Linked DNA regions of Homo sapiens: regions 1, 2 and 4 are each linked to region 3. A link is a contact called in ENCODE Hi-C or POLR2A ChIA-PET data. All regions are on one chromosome and are shown on one strand. The core of a region is the stretch at or near the end of the contact, and the rest is flanking DNA. Distances in the headings are between cores, read along the strand shown. Region 1 holds the start of RPS9 (ribosomal protein S9). Region 2 holds the start of MYADM (myeloid associated differentiation marker). Region 3 holds the start of ETFB (electron transfer flavoprotein subunit beta). Region 4 holds the start of CNOT3 (CCR4-NOT transcription complex subunit 3).

The links. A loop is a pair of places that touch in the nucleus more often than their neighbours do. ChIA-PET counts read pairs that join two places held with the same protein, here RNA polymerase II (POLR2A). Pooled maps may share reads with other maps.
Region 1: a map of ascending aorta shows a loop between it and region 3 (3-fold over the local background). The contact joins the promoter of RPS9 here to the promoter of ETFB in region 3. A Hi-C loop is called at or near these places in 2 of 168 maps with a recorded cell type or tissue (ascending aorta and gastrocnemius medialis), 2 of 37 single-sample maps with no recorded cell type and 12 of 50 pooled maps. POLR2A ChIA-PET finds 5 or more read pairs at or near these places in 1 of 52 experiments (GM12878).
Region 2: a loop to region 3 is called in a map of CD8-positive, alpha-beta T cell, with 22 times the contacts of the local background. The contact joins the promoter of MYADM here to the promoter of ETFB in region 3. A Hi-C loop is called at or near these places in 4 of 168 maps with a recorded cell type or tissue (B cell, CD8-positive, alpha-beta T cell, chondrocyte and 1 more), 4 of 37 single-sample maps with no recorded cell type and 17 of 50 pooled maps.
Region 4: a map of naive thymus-derived CD4-positive, alpha-beta T cell shows a loop between it and region 3 (11-fold over the local background). The contact joins the promoter of CNOT3 here to the promoter of ETFB in region 3. A Hi-C loop is called at or near these places in 1 of 168 maps with a recorded cell type or tissue (naive thymus-derived CD4-positive, alpha-beta T cell), 2 of 37 single-sample maps with no recorded cell type and 13 of 50 pooled maps. POLR2A ChIA-PET finds 5 or more read pairs at or near these places in 1 of 52 experiments (Caco-2).

What each region holds. Positions count from the first base shown.
Region 1 is chr19:54,199,533-54,202,232 of GRCh38, forward strand. It overlaps RPS9 (ribosomal protein S9), which reads left to right and starts at 1,326. Exons shown (of 5, transcript NM_001013.4): 1 at 1,326-1,356; 2 at 1,628-1,749; 3 at 1,955-2,077. The coding sequence starts at 1,653. RefSeq lists an enhancer at 714-1,383 and a silencer at 1,146-1,639.
Region 2 is chr19:53,866,613-53,869,312 of GRCh38, forward strand. MYADM (myeloid associated differentiation marker) reads left to right here and starts at 1,271. Exons shown (of 3, transcript NM_138373.5): 1 at 1,271-1,331. MYADM-AS1 (MYADM antisense RNA 1) reads right to left here and starts at 2,495. Exons shown (of 3, transcript NR_184033.1): 1 at 2,297-2,495. RefSeq lists enhancers at 76-1,051, 2,161-2,700.
Region 3 is chr19:51,364,938-51,367,637 of GRCh38, forward strand. ETFB (electron transfer flavoprotein subunit beta) reads right to left here and starts at 1,451. Exons shown (of 6, transcript NM_001985.3): 1 at 1,333-1,451. The coding sequence starts at 1,389. CLDND2 (claudin domain containing 2) reads right to left here. Exons shown (of 4, transcript NM_152353.3): 3 at 2,520-2,639; 4 at 2,161-2,278. The coding sequence ends at 2,205. RefSeq lists an enhancer at 1,058-2,017 and silencers at 2,247-2,296, 2,567-2,700.
Region 4 is chr19:54,136,341-54,139,040 of GRCh38, forward strand. It overlaps CNOT3 (CCR4-NOT transcription complex subunit 3), which reads left to right and starts at 1,422. Exons shown (of 18, transcript NM_014516.4): 1 at 1,422-1,653.

The DNA.
Region 1 (2,700 bases), core at 76-2,575, 2.8 Mb after region 3:
GGCGCTACCATCATTCGCCGTTTTACAGAGGAGGACGCTGAGGCACAGAGTGATTGAGAAACTTGTCGAAGGCACTGCAGCTGGCAAGTGGTGACGTGGCATTTGAATCCAGGCATCCGGATGGTGTGGATGCCGTGGAAGAGAAAGGGGCGGGTGGGACTGCTTCCTGAGGAGATAGTGACTGCCGAGGCAGCAGCGTAGGGAAGACAACTGAAGAACACGAGCTGTGGAGACAGACCATCGCATTCGGAGTGGAGAGATGGGTGTACAGACAGACAATAACCAGACTATATATAAAAAGAGAACTCTAGGTCAGGCGCGGTGGCTCACACCTGTAATCTTAGCACTTTGGGAGGCTGAGGCGGGTGGATCACTTGAGGTCAGGCGTTGGAGACCAGGAGTTCAAAACCCCGTCTCTACTAAAAATTTAAAAATTAGCCGGGCATGGTGGTGGGCGCCTGTAGTCCCAGCTTCTCGGGAGGCTGAGGCACGAGAATCGATTGAACCCGGGAAGCGGAGGTTGCAGTGAGCCGAGATCGCACCACTGCACTCCAGCCTGGGTGACGAGAGCGAAAAACTCCGTCTCAAAAATAAAATAAATTACTGATAATAGTACTAATACCCCTTAAGTGGCTATTGATAATAATAGTACCATGGGTGGGGGGGCAACTTCTCTGAGAGTGCTCTGTAAGTATGTATTGAAGATTGAGTAAATACATTTAAAATTCTTAGAACAGTATGTGGCACATAGCGTTCCAGAATGCCACATTATTGTTAGTGACAGAAATAATCTCGGCTGGGCGCGGTGGCTCACGCCTGTAATCCCAGCACTTTGGGGGGGCCACGGCGGGAGGCTCTCTCGAGGCCGGGAGTTCAAGACCAGCCTGGGCAACATGGCAAGACGCCGACTGTTAAAAAAAAAAAATGCTACCCGGGCGTCGTGGCGTGTGCCTGTAATCCCAGCTACTGGGGAGGAGGTGGGAGGATCGCTCGAGCCCGAGAGGTTGGTCGGGGCCTCAGTGAGCCGAAATCACGCCACTGCACTCCAGCCTGGGCGACGGAGCGAGACCCTGTCTCAGAAAGAAAAAGAAAAACCACCGTCCAGGGGCGGAGAAGGAAGGTTCTCCCTACTTCTCAGGTTTCCACTCCCTGGCCGGAAAAAACCTAGTCCTCCCAGGTTAGCACGCCGCTCTAGCCCAGCCTCACGTCTCCACTGCTTCTCAGCCAGCCAACGCCTCTTCTGATTGGCTCTGACGTGCGTGGTGCGTGAAAACGTCACGAGACGCCGGCGTTACTATAAGAGCGCAGCCGTGGCGCTTCCGCGCCTCTTTCTCAGTGACCGGGTGGTTTGCTTAGGTGAGGTGCGGTGGTGTGCTTTTTCTCTAGGGTTTGGGTTGGATGGTGGCCCGGGCCTTCCGAGTTTCCATGAGTAAGCTAAAGACGTTAGGAAACAGAGCAGGGTGGTTGAACGGGAGTGCAGCACGGTTGTGGGGGCAGATACTGACTATGAGAGCGTTGGAGGTTATTCTCGCGAGATCGGATCTGGGCTCCGCGAGGTTTTGGCGTAGTTGTGGGACTGCGCAGGCGCCGTTTGGATCCCTTACGCTCACACTTCTCTCCCGCGCAGGCGCAGACGGGGAAGCGGAGCCAACATGCCAGTGGCCCGGAGCTGGGTTTGTCGCAAAACTTATGTGACCCCGCGGAGACCCTTCGAGAAATCTCGTCTCGACCAAGAGCTGAAGCTGATCGGTGAGTGGCCAAGGCTTCCGGGAAGTGGTTCGGCTTCCGGGAGGCGGTTAGCACGTGGATGAAGGTGCCCATGTACTCTATCTAGTCCGTCCCCTAAATTTGGTACTATTCGTGGTTTAGGAAGGTTTTGTGATTCCAAAGCTGCCAGTCTAGTTGTTGTGCCAGTACGTGGGACTACACTTGTCCACCCCCTTCTCCCCACCAGGCGAGTATGGGCTCCGGAACAAACGTGAGGTCTGGAGGGTCAAATTTACCCTGGCCAAGATCCGCAAGGCCGCCCGGGAACTGCTGACGCTTGATGAGAAGGACCCACGGCGTCTGTTCGAAGGTGCGTATGGGAGTCCACAGCAGAGGGATGGGGTGCAGGGCTTGTGAGGTTCATTCTCCCTTCTGTTGCCTCTGTTCCAGTGATGAGAGTTGTGTCATTGGATAAATGGAACCAGCCTTCTAACTTTTAGTGGCACTTGTGGAGTAGGAAAAGTGTATCTGGATCAGTCTTTGCCCTGTTTCTTAGGTGTGTGGCTTTTTTGCCCAGTTATTGGACCTTCAGTTTAGTAATGACCAGAGCTAAAGATAGGCCTGGCACACCTGGGCACCCGTCTATATCTTTATATTCTGTTTATGTGGCCTGTTTGCTAGTGGATGAGAGTAGACTATGAAGTGGAATTTCTGGGCTAAGTGATGGTGATAACAGGGTTTGCACATTTGCTTGGTTTATTGTTTTTTTAATTAAGTTTTCTCGTTTTATTTAGTCTTTTGAGACGGAGTCTTGCTCTGTTGCCCAGGCTGGAGTGCCGTGGCGCCATTTCGGCTTACTGCAACCCCCGCCTCCTGGGTTCAAACAATTCTCCTATCTTAGCCTCCCAAGTAGCTGGGACTACAGACAGGCGCACGCCACCACACCTGGCTAATTTTACTTTTGAGACGGAGTCTCGCTCCATTGCCCATGCT
Region 2 (2,700 bases), core at 21-2,520, 2.5 Mb after region 3:
CCCTTGGATCCCTTCCCCTCTTGCAGGATCCGTGAATCCAGAGCCCCAAGCCCCAGCCCCAGCCCCATCCTCATTAAAATTCTGAGTCCCTCCCTCCATCCAGGAGTCAGGAATGTAGGCCAAAAATATCGCTGCCTTCCAGACCCAGGCGGCTAGGCTTGCAACACCTGCTCGGAAAACCCGAGTCTGAGCTTTAATGGTTCTATTATGATGATCATGATGATTTATTTTTAATAGAGCAGAGTCTCCTTATGTTGCCCAGGCTGGTCTCGAACTCCTGGGCTCAAGGGATCCTCCCTCCTCAGCCTCCCGAAATGCTGGGATTACAGGCGTGAGCCACCGCGCCCAGGCCTGATTGTTCTTTTGAGCCAAGAATCTGGGCCTCAGCCTAGGCATCCTGTGGAGCCCAGGAATCCGGGCCCCCAACTGCTACCGCGCTAGCTCCCAGGAATTTTGCCCCCAACACACCCCACCCCTATCCACTGTGATATCTGAGACCTGCGTCCAGCCCGAGTCCCTTACCCTGCGGCGCCCGGTGCCAGTGGGTACTAGGGGAGCATTTTGCCGCCCCTTCAAGTCCTTAAATACAGGAATCTAGCCTCTGTTTCTTGGGGAGACCCATCAGTCAGGGATCGTAGCCCAGAACCACCTAAAGCCCAGGAATACTGCTCTCAATTCTGCTCTCCCTCAGGGCTCCAAGAGACAGAGATCCTAGCCCCCCCATTGAACTGAGGGGCCTGGTCCCCCAATCCGCTGCGACCCAGGTGTCTAAGGTTTCATCCGGCAAGGAAGGGGTGGGGGCGGAACAGACCAGGAAGGAGGGGGTAGGAAGGGAGCGGAAGAAAGGAGTGAGGTGAGACGGGGGCGGGGACCTGAGCTGGGGGGCTCTGCACTAAACAAACCCTAAACATGCGGGGTTTCTATGGTAACGGTCTTCCCTGGCCTACCCGGGAGACTCCTCTAGGGCTGTGTCGAGGAGGGCAGCCCCCAGGAGTCTCCACGCCGCCAGCTGTTGTGTCTTCCTGTTTTGTCACCACGGCAACCGTGACCTCAGCCCTCCACCCTGCTCACTGGGGTGGGGCGGGAGCTCCACGCTACTTTTACTCTGGGGGGCGTGGTCTGCTCTTGGCCCCGCCTCGGGGCGGGGCTGGGATAGCCCAGACTCGGGGAAGTCCCTGTCCACCGCCCTAGCCGGAGCTGCGCCCCGCCCCGGCCCCGCCCCCGTCCCGCCCGCGCTGGCTCCCCAGCCCTCCAACCCCACCCAGCCCTCAGACCCTTCCAGCTGCCGCTGTCGTCTTTGCTTCAGCCGCAGTCGCCACTGGCTGCCTGAGGTGAGGTTGTGGGGACCCCAGAGGGCATAAGCAACAGTCTAGGGTCTTTATGGCCAGAGAGAGGAATGGGCTGGGTCTCAGAATGTCTGGGTCCCTAGAAAGACTGGGGCTGGGCCAGGATTCTTGGGGTTCTGCAGAGGAGAGGGCTGAGGACCTGGACTGTGGAGGTCATACGTCTGGAAGAGTGGGGAAGGGGACCTGGACTCCGGGGTCTGAGGGAGGAGGGGCTGGGGGTCTGGACTCCCGGGTCCGAGGCAGGAGGGGCTGGGGGGTCTGGACTCCTGGGTCCGAGGGAGGAGGGGCTGAGGGCCTGGACTCCTGGGTCTGAGGGAGGAGGAGCTGGGCCTGGACTCCTGAGTCTGAGGGAGGAGGGGCTGGGTCTGCGGGAGTAGAGAGATGGGGACTCGTAGGTGCCCTAGTTGGAGGCTGGAATCTGGTACGTGGAGGTCCTTTAGGAGGGGAAGCGCTTAGGGTTAGGTGTCCTGGGTTTGGGAATGAGAATGGAAGGAATTCAGAATTACTGACCCCTCCCCATCCAGGGGACAGACAGAATCGGAACTTTGGGCTCCTGAAAGGCCGAGGGAGGGGGGTGTTAAGATCCAGCCCCGTGCTTCCGAAGTGCAGAAGGAGCTGGGAAAGGAGGAGAAGACAGGGCTGCGTCCCGCACCTCTGGGTGCCGAGAGCCGAAGCTGGGGTTCCGGGGCCCGATTCTCAGCGTGAGCGATGGGTGTGGCGTCTGGAGTGGACGAGGGAGGACACTGAGGGGCTGGGTGTGGCCCGGAGAGTCGGGTGCGCTGCGAGGAATCCCGGAGGGGTGTTTCCTCACCCTCCAGGGTCTGGCTGCGCATTCCTGAGCTCTGATCTCGGGCGATGGCTGGAGGCCCTAAGGGCGGGGTGGACCCCTCCCCTCCCCTCCCCTCGGCGCGCCCCCCTCCCCTGCGCGCCCCCCTCCGCGGCTAGCCCACCTTCCGCGGGGGACAGAATGAGTGACGCCCTCGCTCGTCCTCCTCCCCTGCTTGGGACGGGGCAGTAGCCCGCCTTCTAGAGCACGGGACGCTGGGCCAGTCCCGATTTCCTTCTCCTTCGAGGGTCCTGGAGGGGCGTGGGGGCAGGCAGTGTCTGGCTCCGGGTGGAGCCTCCCAGGTGCTCCCGCAAGCCCCGAATGGCGATTAGGGAGGCCGTGGGAGGCGTAGCTGGGCCTCGGGCCTGACGCCAGCACCGCGTGCAGTTTCCGGCCTGGAGCCTGAGCCCCTCAGAGGCCCGGGTCCCTGCCCACTCCGGTCTTAGAGATGCTCTTGGGGGGGCTCTCAGCCCATGTTTATAGGGATCCAGAAATGCAGGCCTCCAACCCTGAGAGTCGGGGTCCCCA
Region 3 (2,700 bases), core at 201-2,700:
CAGCACTTTGGGGGGCCGAGGCAGGCGGGTGGATCACCTGAGGTCTGGAGTTTGAGACCAGCCTGACCAACATGGTGAAACCCCATCTCTACTAAAAATACAAAAAATTAGCCAGGTGTGGTGGCACATGCCTGTAATCCCAGCTACCTGGGAGGCTGAGGTAGGAGAATTGCTTGAACTCGGGAGGCTGAGGTTGCAGTGAGCCAAGACTGCGCCATTGCACTCCAGCCTGGGCAAAAAGAGCAAAACTCCGTCTCAAAAAATAAAAATAAATAATAAATAATACAAAGGGTACTGAAAGGACTGAATGGGTTAATCTCTGCAAAGGACTTGGAACGATGCCTGCCACGTAAGTACCCGCTAAATGCTGGCTGCTATCATCACTGACACTTTCATGCTCAAGTCTGGCTCCTGTACCCTCTTCCCCAGCCCACTCCCTAAGCAGGCAGGGGCAGTATCAGTGTCAACTTTGTGACCCTGGTTTTGCCCACCCTGAGGCCTCCAGGGTGCCAGGCCCTGCGCTAGGTAATGCTGGGGACACGGAGGTAAGTCCCCAGGCTGATGGGAAGGACAGACATGGACAGACAGTCACCATCTTCAGTCCAGTTCAGGCCAAGCATTGAGAGAAACGGGCCTGAGAGACCGTGTCTGATTCACCTCTGTCCACACCAGCTTCCCTCTGGGGACAACAAGCCAGGCGCTGAGAGCACCCTCCCCCACCTCTTTCATGGAGAATGTGAGCTACCCCCAGCTCAGTCAGGTTGGCTCCTTGAACTTTCATCTCTAGCAAACACACTTCTCTCTCCCTAGCTAGAGCCTCCTGGCTCACCCTGTGGCTATGGAGGGTGGAAAGCAGCTTCTGGGGCCCCACAGGACCCTGTCTGACTCCCTCTATAGCACATTTCGGGTAATATAAGAGTACAATGGTAAGTAATGCAGCCTAGTGGGTGAAAGCAGTCAGAGGAACCTGGATAGAACTCTCGGCTCTGCCCTTCTCTAGCTGGGTGACCTCTCTGTGCCTCAGTTTCTCCGTGCATTAAACAGGGACCGTGACTTCTTCCAGTGGGTAAGAAATAGAGAAAGCAACTCACTCTGAACAGTTATCAAGAGAGTGAATCCAGAACGAGGGAAAAGAGAACATGGCCGTGACCCCGGAGGGATCGGATGTTAGAACTTCACTCTTGGATTTTTGCCCTCAGGTGACTTTGACGTTTGGGGGTTAAAGCGGCAGAGGTCGGGGGTTACGAGAAGACCCCCACCCAGTGTGCGCTCGTGGCCCCGGAAGCACACGGCTGCGGGACTCAGGGATGTGGGAGAGGGGGGCCCGATCACCTTCACGGCGTAGTCGATGACCCTCTTGACAGCTACGAGCACGCGCAGCTCCGCCATCTTCCCGCCGCAGCCACTTACAGGGTCAGCCCGCACCCTCAGCGGCTCAGTCCAGAAGCCCCACCACCCCCGCCCCCCGCGCCCCTCTCTGCGCCTGCGCGCAGCACGGTCAGCCAGTCAACCGCTGCAGAGCCCGCCTCCCCGACAGAGGACCAATCGAGAGGCCGGAAGGAAGGGAGGTGTGGCAAGCAATGCAAACCAATGGGAAGCGGATCTCGGGGAGCGAGCGGGACCTGGAGAGAGAAGGAAAGGCCTGGCGGAGAGGGCAGGGCAGAGAACTAGGGGAAAGGTCGTGCACTGGAGGGAAGCGCGCCCGGAGTTTATAGATCCTCCCGGTCCTATAAACACTTCCCGGTATCCCCGGATCTGCTCTCCCTCTCCAGATCCCCCACTTCTTCCCGGCCTCTCCAAGTCGCGGTACTCGTATTCCCACGCCTCTGAATCCTCGCGCGTCGGTCTCTCCACTCTCTCCATCCCCGTGTTCCCTGTCCCTTCCATATCCGTATCCTCCCCTGTCCGTGTCTCTACTTCACCTCCATGTCGTCCCCACAGCCTCTCCACACCCTCTCCAAAGGCCCACGTCCCCTCCTGGCCCCGCCCCTCCCACATGTCCCTGTTCCCATCCCAATCCATGGAGACTTGTGTCTCCATGTCTGTGTCTCCCTGTCTCCACGTTCCCTATGAGTTCATGTCCTTATGTCTTCCCTGAGCCTCTATGCAACCCCGTGCCTGCGTCCCCACGACCCGCAGAAAAGCACGCGGAGCCGCAGCGCTAAAAAAAGCCGTTCCTTTATTCTGCCCCAGGCAGGCTGCAGTCACAGACACACGGGGAATCCACTGATGGCGTCGGTGCTCTGCATGATCATGTCTGCCAGCAGAAAGCAGAAGCCTGGGGGGACGGGGGTGCGGAGCAGGGAGAGGAAGGTGGGCCCTGGGGCGGATGGCCGGGAGGGCCCCGGGGACTGGGGTTTGGGGCTCCAAGGGGGTCTCTGCCGGGTCTGCGGGAGTCGTTAGTGTGTTGGGGAGTCCCCGAGAGGTCCCCGGGGTTTCCTGGGAGGGCAGCTGGGGAGCCTCTGGGGTGAGGGTCTTCTGGGCAGTCTCCTCCACCCTCTTCCCGCTGTCCAGTTTACCCGCGAGAATTGAGAAGGGTAAGGCCAGCCACCCAGAAAAATAGGACCAAGAGAAGAAGACGTTGTTCTTCCACGCATTCTTCACGGTGTAGCCTATCAAGGCGGTCAGCAGCAGCAGTCCTGGGCCCCGCCCAGCCGCAAGATGAGCTAGCTGGGCCTGGTGGGGGCTGCACCCAGGCCA
Region 4 (2,700 bases), core at 172-2,671, 2.8 Mb after region 3:
AAGGGGCGAATCTGGCTTCCCATCTCGGTTGTGTGACCCTGGGCAAATGCCTCCCAGTTCGTGGAAGTCTCAGTGTCTAGTTAAGTTTTCAATCACAAGTCATTCCTCACATTCATTCATCTATTCCTTTGACAAATGGTTACTGACTACTTCCTGCGTGCTAAGTGCTGGAGATGCAAAATCCAGACAGGGAAACCGAATAATTACGAAAATGACGGTAGACGTACAAAAATAAATCCTAACGAACAAGGCGCGCAGGAGCGCTCCGCCCGGGAGGGAGGTCAGGGAAGTTTTCTCTCCAAGAAGACAACAGAGCTGAGACCTGAAACGAGCAGGCATTAGGGAGCCACCCGTCTCCTCTGTACCTTCTGCAGCGTCCTCAACACACTAAGGAAGCGGAGACGCAGAGGAGAATGACTGTCCCACCATCTGGTCGCCTAACCAGGCAGGGGCAGGACAAAAACTCCATGCCTCACGCTTCCCAACCAATTCTGCTATGCACGGTGCCAGAGACTTAAAGCAGTGTCTCTGGTCCCTTTCTTCTTTCACTCAGCAAATAATGAATTTCAGAGATGTGCCAACATAGAGGCACTTGGAGAAAGACGAGGCAGCTGAGAGGGAAGCTGCTTACCTGGCCGGGACGCAACGGTTGCGACCAAGTCCCACTTCTGCCAGCTACATACACCCTCTTTCACACGCTCTACGAGCAGCTACCGCCCACTCGCCACGCTATTGGTCCAACTAGCATGAATGATAACTTTTAGGGCCAACGAAGAAAAAGGGGTGGACTTTCTTGCCCAGCTCCTCCCACTTGGCCCTGTGGCTGTTTTGATTGGCAGATGACTTCGGCTCGGCCCCCGCTTTAAAGGCACCTGTCTGTCTCCCATTAGGTACGCGGCCCCTAACGCCCACACTCCATGCCTTCCTCCGCTTTCCCCACCCACTTCCAGGACCAACCAATGACTTCAAGGCAGAATATGCCCCCGCAACCAATTAAAAAGAGCTCTAAACTTGACGGACGACTTCCCGCCCCTGGACTGTCGTAGCTCCTCCCCCAGACCAATTGTTTTAAGAGAGGGGGGCGGATACATCCAATCAGCACGACACAGGTCTCTTGATTGACGTTCGGGTCCTCGCGCTGGCGTGTTGTGCCCTGAGGCGGGAGGAGGAGGAGGAGCGGGGAGGAAAACCTGAGCCAATCCTAGCAGCCTGCGCGGGAGGCCAATCGAACGCCGCGCCTTGGAGCGATCACCCAATCCGCGAAAGGGGGCAGGGCGCATCCCTGCCAGGAACCAATAGAAAGCCTCCAAGGGTCAGGAGCGACGTTCAGCGGGAGCAATGACTGGCCTATATTCGGGACTCGGGGGCGGGTCGGCGCCAGAGACGAGAAGAGAGGAGGGGAGGCCTCCTCCGCCGCCGCCATCTTGGACCGGGCCCGGTCAGCTTCCGCGGAGCCATCGGCAGACGCCGCGGCCTCCCTTGAGCCCCGACCCCCGTCGTCAGAACAACCCCGGGCCCACTCCCCCAACCCCACTTCCGCTTCGCGCCGCTATCGCGATAGCGCCCGGGCCCGGGGCGCGAGAAAAAGGCGGCGGGCGCTCGCCTCCCCCGCCTGTCGCGATACGCTCCTCAGCGGCGGCGCCAGCTCCTGTGGTGAGAGCGTCAGGCTCGACTGGGCCGGACCCCTTCCCTTCCTCCCCCCGGCGCCATCGGCCGCCCTCCCCGCCGCCTCCCGCCCTGGCGACACCGCCGTCTGTCGCGACATGGCCTCCCCTCGCCTGCCCCCTGCCGCCGCCTCTGCAGCGCGGGGCTCCCGGCGGGGGGCGGCTCCCTCCCTCTCGCCCTCCCGTTCCTGCGCCTCTTTCACGTTCCTCAGCGCCTCCCGGGGGTCCTTCCGCGACCCGGACCCCGGGCCCCGCCCGCCGCCGCCTCCCCGCGTGGCATCGCGTCGGGCCCCCCGGTAGGGGTGTGAGGGTGCGAAGCCTCCCGGGCGCGAGGTGCCCGCCCCTCTCCGCGTCGGTATTGGCTCCTGGCTGGAAGGATGGAGGCGCCCCTGGTCCCAGGTGCCCGCCCTCTCGGGGCTCAGGTGCCTGCCCCCCTCGGCCTCGGTCCTTCGCGTTGTGGGGCAGCCTCCGCGCCGGGGCTTCTCCCTCGACGGTGGCGGGGAGGGGGGGTGGTGGTCGGGACGAGGACCCCAGCTGGGTGGGGGAGTCACCCTTCCCAGGACCGAGGCCGCCCTCCGCATCCCTCCTCACTGCTCCCGGGAGCGCAGCCTCCCCTGGATCTCAGGTTCCAGCTGCCCGTCTGTATCGGATGGGAGCCTCTTGGGAGAGGAGTGGAGGAGAAACTCCCCGTTAGTTGGAGCCTTTGCCGAAGTTTCCACCTCTGTAGTCTGCAGCTCTTCCCTCTCATAGCGAGTAGCGCCCTGGGTGGCTCCAGCCTCGCCATCCCGCTGCACTGGGCGCCTGCCTTTTTGGGGGAGTTTGGCTTTCCCCCACCTGGGGTACAGGACCGTCCTCAGTGTGGCCCACGTCTGGTCTCAGCTCTCACACTTCTTTGATCCTGGCGTCTGCCCCTGGCTTTGCAGCCTTGAACTCCCCTGCATCGTGACTCTCCGACCTTCTGGGTGTGGGCGTCTCCCAGTGATATCAGGACCACTGTGGTCTTGTTGCTGGGGGCTGCTGGGATCCCCTGGCGCTC